2 separate regions of the Homo sapiens genome follow, and region 1 is linked to region 2. A link is a contact called in ENCODE Hi-C data. All regions are on one chromosome and are shown on one strand. Each heading gives the region's core, a stretch centred on a gene start or an enhancer-like site at or near the end of the contact. The rest is flanking DNA. Distances are from core to core; before and after follow the strand shown. Region 1 holds the start of PURA (purine rich element binding protein A). Region 2 holds the start of LARS1 (leucyl-tRNA synthetase 1).

Region 1 (5,245 bases), core at 617-3,116, 6.1 Mb before region 2:
AGTGAGGGAGGCAAGTCTCCTTACTTTTGGGGGAAGCGGGAGATGCTCAATGGGAATAGAACCCACAAATGGAATAGGTATACTTTTCTCAGGATAGAGGCAACGATCTGTGCTTGAGAAAGCCAGGGGCAGAGCTGTGTGATCTGTGTCTCTCAGCTGCCTGTAGAAGGTGATGGGGGAGAGAGTGGGCGCATTGGCAGGGGGGGGTCCCCTGGAGATAGGCCTTAGCTTTCCCCAGAGTGCCAGGGCTGCAGACTGCAGTGAGAGAGTACAAGCACTCAATACCTATCTGGAAATAAGCCCTAGGTTATACGTCAGGTCTAGTAAAAGAGAAATCAGGTATCTCTGAGCTCCTCTACTCCTGAGCCCCTAATACCAGAGAAGATCCTTTTTAGCTATCACCGTCCAAAGACTCACTGGTTAATTAATGGTCAGCAACTTAGCTGTCTGCATAAAAACCAGCGACCACTTAATATGTTACTTTTGGGAGTGGGATCTCTCCTTGACACAAGTTTCTGGGAAGAGTAAAAGGGGCAAGCGAACCTGCTTTAATGAATCCCGTAAGGAACTGCGTTTCCCAGGAAATTCCTGACATTTTTAGCTCATGAATTTCCGAAAGCCTGCTTGGTTTTCTCCTCCATTCTGGGTCCTTCCAGAAAGGAAGAAGAGTGGGCTAGGGTCTGAATGCTCACAGGGCCTGGTTCATCCGCAGAGCTGGCCAGCAACTCAGGCTGGGCTCAGCCCTGAGCAGGGTGCCCCCCTTCCCCAAATCTCAGAAGGAGGAGGGGGAGGCGGGCGGGCAGGCAGTCAGTCGTGGTCCCAAGGGGGACTGGCTGCAGGTTTTTGGGTGAGTGTGGAGTTTCTTTTTGATTGTTGCATGTGGGGAAGGGCAGAGTCGACGGGAACAGTCACTGCGGGCACCCTAGCCCTGGTGCGTCTACTGTCCTCTGCTCGGCTCCCCCCATCGGTGAGTGCGCCCGCCCGCCCGACTGTGCGGGGCTGCGGTTGGGGGGAGGGGGGAGCGGGATCATCTGAGGCCAGAGCCACTGCCGTGTGTGCGGGGAGGGGGAGCGGCGGGAGAGAGAGGGGAGGGACAGGCTAGGTGTCTGCTGCTCCACGCCACTGCTGCCGGCGCCCCGACCTCATCCCCAGCAGCCCCCTCTGCAGCTAAGGGTTACCACCGCACCACCTCTCTTCTTTGCCTGCCTCAGCGGCCAAGGCTCTGCGGTAGGAGACAACCCAGCCGGGTGGCGGGTGGGCCTGTCTAGGTTTGGGTTTGGGTCTTGCTGAGGCCCGCATGAGAGGGGGTGGCCGTGACTCGGTGTCCCCTCTTTGCAGGGGGCTCTGCTGCGCCGCGCAGGCCCCTCCTCCTACATCCTCTTTGGGGGGTCACTGGAAAGCAGAGCTTAGGCCCACTCTCTGTGCTTAGTATGGCAGACTCCTTCTCACCCCTAGTCCCCTAACTCCCCAGGCCGAGGCCGCCTAGGGTCTGCCCAACAGCGACAGCCACGGTGGTGGTGGTGGTGGTGGTGGTGGTAGCAGTGGTGGCGGCAGCAGCGGCAGCAGCAGCTGCGACGCTGCGCGTCCTGCTCCCTCTCCCCCACCCAGCCAGGGTTGTAGGGTGAGGGCCGGTGGGTGGGCGCCGCCTGGCGGGCGGGCGGACGGGGGGCTGGCAGCGGGGAGGGGGCGCAGGTCACGTGCCGGCGGGCGGGTGGGCGCGTACAGTAGGGCGCCCTGCTACTGTACTGGGGAGTCAGTGCCCTGTTACCGGGTCTCGTCTGTCTCGTCTCTCCCGCAGATCTCGCGAGAGTGGCTGACTGGCTGTGGGGGTTGCGGCGGCAGCAGGCGGAGCCGGGGAGGGAAAGCAGCGGCGGCTGAGGCGACTGAGGCGGCGGGCGGAGCGGCAGGCGGCGGCGGCGCGGCAGCGGAGCGCAGCATCATGGCGGACCGAGACAGCGGCAGCGAGCAGGGTGGTGCGGCGCTGGGTTCGGGCGGCTCCCTGGGGCACCCCGGCTCGGGCTCAGGCTCCGGCGGGGGCGGTGGTGGCGGCGGGGGCGGCGGCGGCAGTGGCGGCGGCGGCGGCGGGGCCCCAGGGGGGCTGCAGCACGAGACGCAGGAGCTGGCCTCCAAGCGGGTGGACATCCAGAACAAGCGCTTCTACCTGGACGTGAAGCAGAACGCCAAGGGCCGCTTCCTGAAGATCGCCGAGGTGGGCGCGGGCGGCAACAAGAGCCGCCTTACTCTCTCCATGTCAGTGGCCGTGGAGTTCCGCGACTACCTGGGCGACTTCATCGAGCACTACGCGCAGCTGGGCCCCAGCCAGCCGCCGGACCTGGCCCAGGCGCAGGACGAGCCGCGCCGGGCGCTCAAAAGCGAGTTCCTGGTGCGCGAGAACCGCAAGTACTACATGGATCTCAAGGAGAACCAGCGCGGCCGCTTCCTGCGCATCCGCCAGACGGTCAACCGGGGGCCTGGCCTGGGCTCCACGCAGGGCCAGACCATTGCGCTGCCCGCGCAGGGGCTCATCGAGTTCCGTGACGCTCTGGCCAAGCTCATCGACGACTACGGAGTGGAGGAGGAGCCGGCCGAGCTGCCCGAGGGCACCTCCTTGACTGTGGACAACAAGCGCTTCTTCTTCGATGTGGGCTCCAACAAGTACGGCGTGTTTATGCGAGTGAGCGAGGTGAAGCCCACCTATCGCAACTCCATCACCGTGCCCTACAAGGTGTGGGCCAAGTTCGGACACACCTTCTGCAAGTACTCGGAGGAGATGAAGAAGATTCAAGAGAAGCAGAGGGAGAAGCGGGCTGCCTGTGAGCAGCTTCACCAGCAGCAACAGCAGCAGCAGGAGGAGACCGCCGCTGCCACCCTGCTACTGCAGGGTGAGGAAGAAGGGGAAGAAGATTGATCAAACTGAATGAAACCCCCACACACACACACATGCATACACACACACACACAGCCACACACACAGAAAATATACTGTAAAGAAAGAGAGAAAATAAAAAGTTAAAAAGTTAAAAAAAAAAAAAAACCTGTTAACTCCAAGGGAGCACCACCCACAGAACCTCCACCAACTGACAGTTTCTCTTCTTGACTTGCCACCCATCGCTGGATGTTGTCCACTTTATCCACCATATAAAACAGTAAGCAGCTGCTAAAAACAAAAAAAATACAAAAAGTAATAACATTATATGAACTGTGTTTCCTACTTGATTAAAAAATATAAAGAACTGAGTGTTTATTTCCCTAATTAACCAAGAACTTTTGTACACGTTTAAGCTATTATTATTAAAAAGTGTTTGCAAAATGGTCAAGATTATAATATTGCTGAATTATATAAAAGTCCTTTTCATGTTGAGCTAACATTTGACTTTAGCACAAAAAAGAGATATTTTAGAACACGTAAAATAATATTTTTAGTTTTTCTCATTTTGTTACCAAATTTCAAACCTTACATGGAGGTTATTATAGTATATTTGACACCCTATATACCTGTGATTAGAGATGTGTATATATATGAGGGCTAGGCATGCTGTGTGTCTGAGCTTTGTCTAAATGTTATGCAGAAGTTTGTAGAGTTAAAGGTACGTAGGTTTAATTCATGCAAGGTAAACAATAAGTGCTCTCTTTTATACAATATGCATTGCATCTGGACCTTAAACTTATAAAAATGGTCAGTGAAACTTCTGTGAACATGAAGAAATTATTAAAAAAGGCATTTAAATGAAATTTGCTAAGTTGTGATTTTTATGGTTGGAACCAAAGTTATTCAAATAGTAAAAGGAAAAAGAAAGAAAAAGGAGATCTCCCATAATATTTTTCTGCATCTGTTTGCTTTGACTGAGTAGGCGTTTTGTCATTATTGTGTATATGAGATGTACTTGTATCGTTCATAATATATTTTTTTTATTATGTGTAGAAAGATTTTAAAAAACTAACGTGCAGCAATTTCCAGTGAACCTGTACTTGGACATCAGGTAGTGAGTCTATTTGTGGTCACTAGCACTGTCTCCTAAACTTGTAAGAGGTCTGAAGCTATTCTTTGATTTTTGCTAGTGCTATTAACTTATGTAGACCTGTTAAAAAGCAGAGCAACACAATTATAGTTATCCTACTGAGCCATGGATTCTGAGTTTTGTTTTAAAAGTGAAAGCCAAGTTGGTGTATGTAAAGGATTTCCATGTAGCTGTGGTGCTAGTTATTACTGGCTACATTATATGCTAAGTGTATTTGTGTTCCCCAAGTGTACAAGCCTTCTATCAAAAGTATGTTCTATAACTCATATATTCAAGGTGTAGGGTATGAAAATGCAAAGTTTAGGAGAGCACTTTACCAAGCTGGTGTCCTCCAAACTGAAATTGTTTGTAACGATAGTCTTTTACAGGTTTTCCTTTAAAGATGTTTGTGTGCTTTTAATTGACAACTAACTTCTTGCTGCTGTATAGTAAAATATTAATATATTTTTATCATTAAACTGCTGCATGACTATCATCTTTGAGTGAAGAGAAAATGTTATAAAAAAGATGCCTTAAACAGTACATTTTGGTTTGGAATTCTGTAGAAAGTATTTTGGTAAAAAAAAAAAAAAAAAAAAAGGGTCTTGTCTGACAGAGAGTTCTGGGGATGGAATTGTTTCTTGGCAAATCCAGCCATATAGATCTAACTGCTGTATGTATAAGACACCACCTGTAGGAGCGGGAAGGTATCAGTGCTTCTTATATTGTAAAGCATTGGCCTAGGAAGGCAAACAGTTGTCTTTTTGAAGGATTTTTTTCTGCTGGTCCTTTGGGTTTTGATTTGATATTTTTATGCTCCCTGGTTGAGTGTGTTGTCTTCGTTTTTGAGATCTACTGTATGTGTTGAATAACAAGCTATTTTCATTGTACTGTGCATTTTCCCATTAAATTGTTTGCTTTTAATATTCAATGTTAAATATGAGGTGACCGTACAGTAGTTAGGAGTTTCTTTACTTACAAAATCACTGGAAATGATTAAATTGCTTTTCCCCCTCCCCAGAGGTGCATTTTTCTTATTTCCATATAGTAAAGTTGAGCTTTTACAGTGCATAATGTGACATTTGGAATGCTTATCAACTGCATGTAAACATTAATAACCTGCACTTTTTTGTCTTAAGGTTTGTTGAGCTGTTTTGTTCACTGTACTTTAACTGTGATATGGAAAAGACTGCATTCTCTGTGCTGTTACTAATTAGGAAAGAGAATTGCTTTGATTTTGTCTCTTG
Region 2 (5,534 bases), core at 925-3,424:
TCCAGCCTGGGAAAGAATGAGACTCCATTTCAAAAAAAAAATAAAAATAAAAATAAAAAATATGATCATGTCACCCATTGTAAAGAAGACTATGAAAGCAAGTCTTTTACAAATTACTTAGAACTATGTGTTTCTTTTCATTGTACTGAGTATGCCAAATGCAAGAAAGCTTTTATTTGAGTTTTCTGTTTCTCAGAAAAACTTGTTTCTCAAAACCTCAAAGATCAAGTATAATAAAATCTGATATTGGCCCAAACACCAACTTGTTGTATAACCTTGAGCAAGTCATTTGATCAATCTGAGACTCAACCTCCTCACTGGTAACAAAAGGCTATATAACTAAATCAGAGTTCCTAAACTTTGGCACTACTTACACTTTGGGCCAAATAATTCTTTGTTTTCAGGGGTTGTCCTGTGCACTGCAGGATGTTTAGAAGCATCCCTGGCTTCTACCCGGGATCCCTGCTTTTCACTTACACTGTTGCCCCTGCCTGGAAATCTCTTTCTTCCTATAGTTGCATAGGTTGCTCTCTTACCTCGTTTTTGCCACCTTTTTGGCAAAGCCTTGCTTGATCATCCTTTTAAAAATTGCAACAGGCCAGGCGCCATGGCTCACGCCTGTAATCCCAGCACTTTGGGAGGCCGAGGCGGGCAGATCACGAGGTCAGGAAATTGAGTCCATCCTGGCCAATGTGGTGAAACCCTGTCTCTACTAAAATACAAAAAATTTAACTGGGCATGGTGGCGCGCGCCTGTAGTCCCAGCTACTCGGGAAGTTGAGGCAGGGGAACCGCTTGAACCTGGGAGGAGGAGGTTGCAGTGAGCCGAGATCGCGCCGCTGCACTCCAGCCTGGCGACAGGGCAAGGCTCCGTCTCAAGAAAAAAACAAACAAACAAACAAAAAACAAAAAAAAATAAAACCAGGCGGGATGGCTCATGCCTGTAGTCCCAGCACTTTCGGAGGCTGAGACAGAAGGATCGCTTGACCCCAGGAGTTCGAAACCCTGTCTCTACTAAAAATACAAAAAATTAGCAGGGTGTAATGGAGCACGCTTGCAGTACCAGCTGTGGGGAGGCTGAGGTGTGAGGATCGCTTGAGCCCTAAGGTCCAGGCTGCAGTGAGCCATGATCACGCCACTGCATTCCAGTCTGGGTCACAGAGTGAGAACATCTCCCAAATTTAAAAAAATTTTTAAAAATTGCAACTGTACTACCCCACCGTACACTCCCTAGCACCCCTTCCTGCTCTATTTTTTCCCCACAGCATTTATCAGCACCTGACACAATATTTTACAATGTATTTTACCCACACACATAAACACTATGAAAAGAGAGATTTTTGTCTGTTTTACGGAGAGGCGCTCAATTTTTTCTTTTTTTTTTTTTTTTTTTTTTTTTTTTTTTGCTGTAAGTAGGAATCAACTTACATACTCCTCTCTCCACCTCGGCTTTATTTGTTTGTTTATTTATTTATTTTATTTTTAAGACGGAGTCTCACTCTGTCGCCCAGGCTGGAGTGCAGTGGCGCGATCCTGGCTCACAGCAGCCTCCCTCTCCCGGGTTCAAGCAATTCTCCTGCCTCAGCCTCCCGAGTAGCTGGGTTAACAGGCGCGCACCACTACGCCCGGCTAATTTATGTATTTTTGGTAGAAACGGGGTCTCACCATGTTGGCCAGGGTGGTCTCGAACTCCTGACCTCAAATGATCCACCCGCCTCGGCCTCCCAAAGTGCTGGGATTACAGCCGTGGGCCACCGTGCCCGGCTCTCCACCTCGATTTTAGAAACTCCAGAGAAATAACAAATATGATATCCAAGTACTCCGTAAAGTTAACAGACATCAGTTCGTGGTTCATAAACTAGCAAGAAAAAGCAAAGTCTCTACGAAAGGCACGCCTTAAGCGTGGCTCTCTTTTAGAAAAGGACTTTCCCTTCAGGACAGCACATGGAGAGCCCCTAGAGACTGGCCAGTCCGGCTCCAGGGCCCCTGCGGATTCTTCTCGCTCAAACTCACCGCCATTGCACCGCCCAGCCGACTGTGCAAATCCACGACAATGACCCTGGCGACCTCCACAAAGGAGTGGTTACCTTTCCCCTCCCTCTCGGGGATGCCAGGCCTCCCACGAAACTAAAGCACACGCTTCACACCTGCTGAGGCAATCATCCGGCTCCTTACTAACTACAGCCAAGGCATCTCACAGCCCGCCGGGAATTGTAGTTCCCAGACCACCCGAGCAGACACCCAGCAGGCGCTAACTGACTACAATTCCCAGAGAAAAACGGGTTATCGGAAGTCTACCCGATAGGCCCACTCAGAGGGGAACCGGCAGTGACGTCACTGGCATGTTGAACTACAAAGTCCATGATGCAGTGCGGGATCGCAGAATGCCGCGAGTGCGCCCTGGTTAGGTTGGAGTCCCTTGGCCATCAACCTTTTCACCCGGTAGAGCTGGTTGCCTGTCGGGATGCCAGGATACGCAGTTAATTACTATACGGTGACTGAGGTGCTACTTATGGCTTGCCACTATGCACAGATATTTTTTACTGTCAGTGGCATTCAACAGCCCAGCATTTAGACATTGTATAACCGCGTATTGACAATCTCCTTTTTTTTTTTTGAGACGCAGTATCGCTCTGTCGCCCAGGCTGGAGTGCAGTGGCGCGATCTTGGCTCAGTGCAACCTCGGCCTGCCGGATTCAAGCAATTCTCCTGCCTCAGGCTCCCGAGGAGCTGGGACTATGGGCGCGCGCCACCACACCGACTAATTTTTTGTATTTTTGGTAGAGACTGGGTTTCACCTTGTTAGCCAGGATGATCCCGATTTCCTGACCTCGTGATCTGCCTCCCTCGGCCTCCCAAAGTGCTAGGATTACAGGCGTGAGCTACCGTACCTAGCCAACAATCTCCTTTTTTTTTTTTTTTTTTTTTTTTTTTTTTGAGAGGGAGTTTCGTTCTGTCTCCAGGCTGGAGTGCAGTGGCGCGGTTTCGGCTCACTGCAACCTCCGCCTCCCGGGTTCAAGCGATTCTTCTGCCCCAGCCTCCTTAGTAGCTGGGACTACAGGCGCGCGCCACCGCGCCCAGCTAATTTTTGTATTTTCAGTAGAAACGGGGTTTCACCATATTGGCCAGGATGGTCTCGATCTCCTGAACTCGTGATCCGCCCGCCCCAGCCTCCCAAAGTGATGGGATTACAGGCGTGAGCCACCGTGCCCGGCCAACAATCTCCATTTTTAAGCAAGAGACTGAAAGCCTACCTGGTCCCATTGCCTGACTCAGACTATTTAGACCACTACCAAACAGGGCCAGGGGCGGTGGCCATAATCCCATTATTTTGGGATGCCGAGGTGGGCGGATGACCTGAGGTCAGGAGTTTGAGACCAGCCTGGCCAACATGGTGAAACCCCGTCTCTACTAAAAATACGAAAATTAGCTGGGTATGGTGGCGTGCACCTGTAGTCCCGGCTACTCGGGAGGCTGAGGCAGGAAAATTGCTTGAACCCAGGAGGCAGAGGGTGCACTGAGTCGAGATCGCACCACTGCACTCTATCTTGGGCGGCAGAGCGAGACTTCATCTCAAGGGAAAAAAAAAGACTGGTCGGGTACGGTGTCTCACACCTGTAATCCCAGCACTTTGGGAGGCCGAGGCAGGTGGATCACGAGGTCAGAGGTTCGAGACCAGGCTGGCCAAGATGGTGAAACCCCGTCTCTACTAAAAATACAAAAATTAGCCAGGCGTGGTGTCACGCGCCTGTAATACCAGCTGCTGGGAAGCTGAGACAGGAGAATCACTTGAACCCGGGAGGTGGAAATTGCAGTAAGCCAAGATGGCAGCACTGCACTCCAGCCTGGGCGACAGAGCAAGACTCCGTCTCAAAAACAAAACAAAAAAAAGACTATGCTACCATACAGAGATATATGGTGTCTGATACAGTAGCCACTAGCCACATGTGGCAATTTAAATTCAAATTAATTAAAAATAAATAAAATTTAAAATTCATTTCTTGCCGGGCACAGTGGCTCATTCCTGTAATCCCAGAATTTTGGGAGGCTGAGGCAGGAGAATCACTCGAACCCAGGAGGCAGAGGTCGCAGTGAGCTGAGATCATGCCATTACACTCCAGCCTGGGAGACAGAGTGAGACTCCATCTCAAAAAACAACAACAACAACAACAACAAACACAAATGGCCGGGCGCCGTGGCTCACGCCTGTAATCCTAGCACTTTGGGAGGCCTAAGTGGGCGGATTGCCTGAGCTCAGGAGTTCGACACCAGCCTGGGCAACACGGTGAAATCCTACCTCTACTGGAAATACAAAAAAAAAAAAAAAAATTAGCGGGGCTTAGCAGCATGTGCCTGTAGTCTCAGCTACTCAGGAGGCTGAGGCAGGAGAATTGCTTGAACCCGGAAGGCAGAGGTTTCAGTGAGCCGAGATCACACCACTGTACTCCAGCCTGGGTGACAGAGTGAGACTCCAGCTCCAAAAAAAAAAAAAAAAAAACCACAGATTAGTTACTCACGTGATAATTTATTAACCCAGTAAACATTAAGCATCTACAATGCACTTTAAGGGATTGGGGACCCTTTAAGGGGATGGGGAACGCAGCCCAGATGTGTGTCTACCTAAGGGTTTAAGGGAAGGGAATACACACACACACAAACACATACACACAGAACTTTTTTTTTTTTTTTACATTTTTCAACAACTAGTTTTGAAATACAAATTCAACGATGTCCTAAAACAATACTTGGCATATGATATGGGGTCAATACAAATTTGTTGGATGAAAGGAAAAAGTTAAGAAGGAACCTTAGGCTACCAGTCGCTCTCCTGCCTCTAGGCTGCCTCCCTCACTTTCCATACCCTCTTCCTTTAGCTACCAACCATTTAGTCATCACTTCCTGACAGCCCAAGTCTGAGTTAAATGCTCCCCACTAGATGTTCCCTGAAGCACCCCTTGCCTTGGAAATTTCATCTCATGAATTGCCTGTTTATTTATCACTAGACTAAAATCTGCATAACAGCAGAGACTGTGCCTAGCACAATGTCAGGCCCATAGCAGGTGCCTTATAAAGATTTATTAAATGAATGAAAGAATCCTCATCCTCCACAGCTCTTATAACTATAGCTTTAATTTCTTGTCCCAATTCTGCCCTAACCAGTACTATTTTCATCTCTTTGATTCATCACCTTCCAATCCACATTGGTAATTGAAAGTATTCATACAACAAATATTTATTGAGTACCTCCCATAAACCTGACGTAGAGCTAGGATGGAGTCAAGAACAAGGCAGACCATGGTCCCTTCCTTCATGGAGCTTACAGTCTAAAGGGCATGAGACATTAAATTAGAAAATAAACAAGTAAGTATTTTATTAGAAATTATGAAAAACCTGCCTTCATGTCTCCAAATTCAACTTTTGTAATTTTCCCATTTAAGTGACTGAGCCTGGTCATGGTGTTGCACACCTGTAATCCCAGCAGTTTGGGAGGCTGAGGTGGGTGGATCACTTGAGGAGTTCAAGACCAGCCTGGGC

The links. Hi-C counts contacts between places; a loop is a spot of excess contacts on that map. Pooled maps may share reads with other maps.
Region 1: a map of naive thymus-derived CD4-positive, alpha-beta T cell shows a loop between it and region 2 (17-fold over the local background). The contact joins the promoter of PURA here to the promoter of LARS1 in region 2. A Hi-C loop is called at or near these places in 3 of 168 maps with a recorded cell type or tissue (CD4-positive, alpha-beta memory T cell and naive thymus-derived CD4-positive, alpha-beta T cell) and 9 of 50 pooled maps.

The regions. Positions count from the first base shown.
Region 1 is chr5:140,112,243-140,117,487 of GRCh38, forward strand. PURA (purine rich element binding protein A) reads left to right here and starts at 1,867. Exons shown (of 1, transcript NM_005859.5): 1 at 1,867-5,245. The coding sequence starts at 1,940. The coding sequence ends at 2,908. RefSeq lists silencers at 1,045-1,124, 1,495-1,734 and enhancers at 2,315-2,384, 2,397-3,034, 2,415-2,914.
Region 2 is chr5:146,180,476-146,186,009 of GRCh38, forward strand. LARS1 (leucyl-tRNA synthetase 1) reads right to left here and starts at 2,175. Exons shown (of 32, transcript NM_020117.11): 1 at 2,013-2,175. The coding sequence starts at 2,018. RefSeq lists enhancers at 1,699-1,858, 2,767-3,613 and a silencer at 4,791-5,085.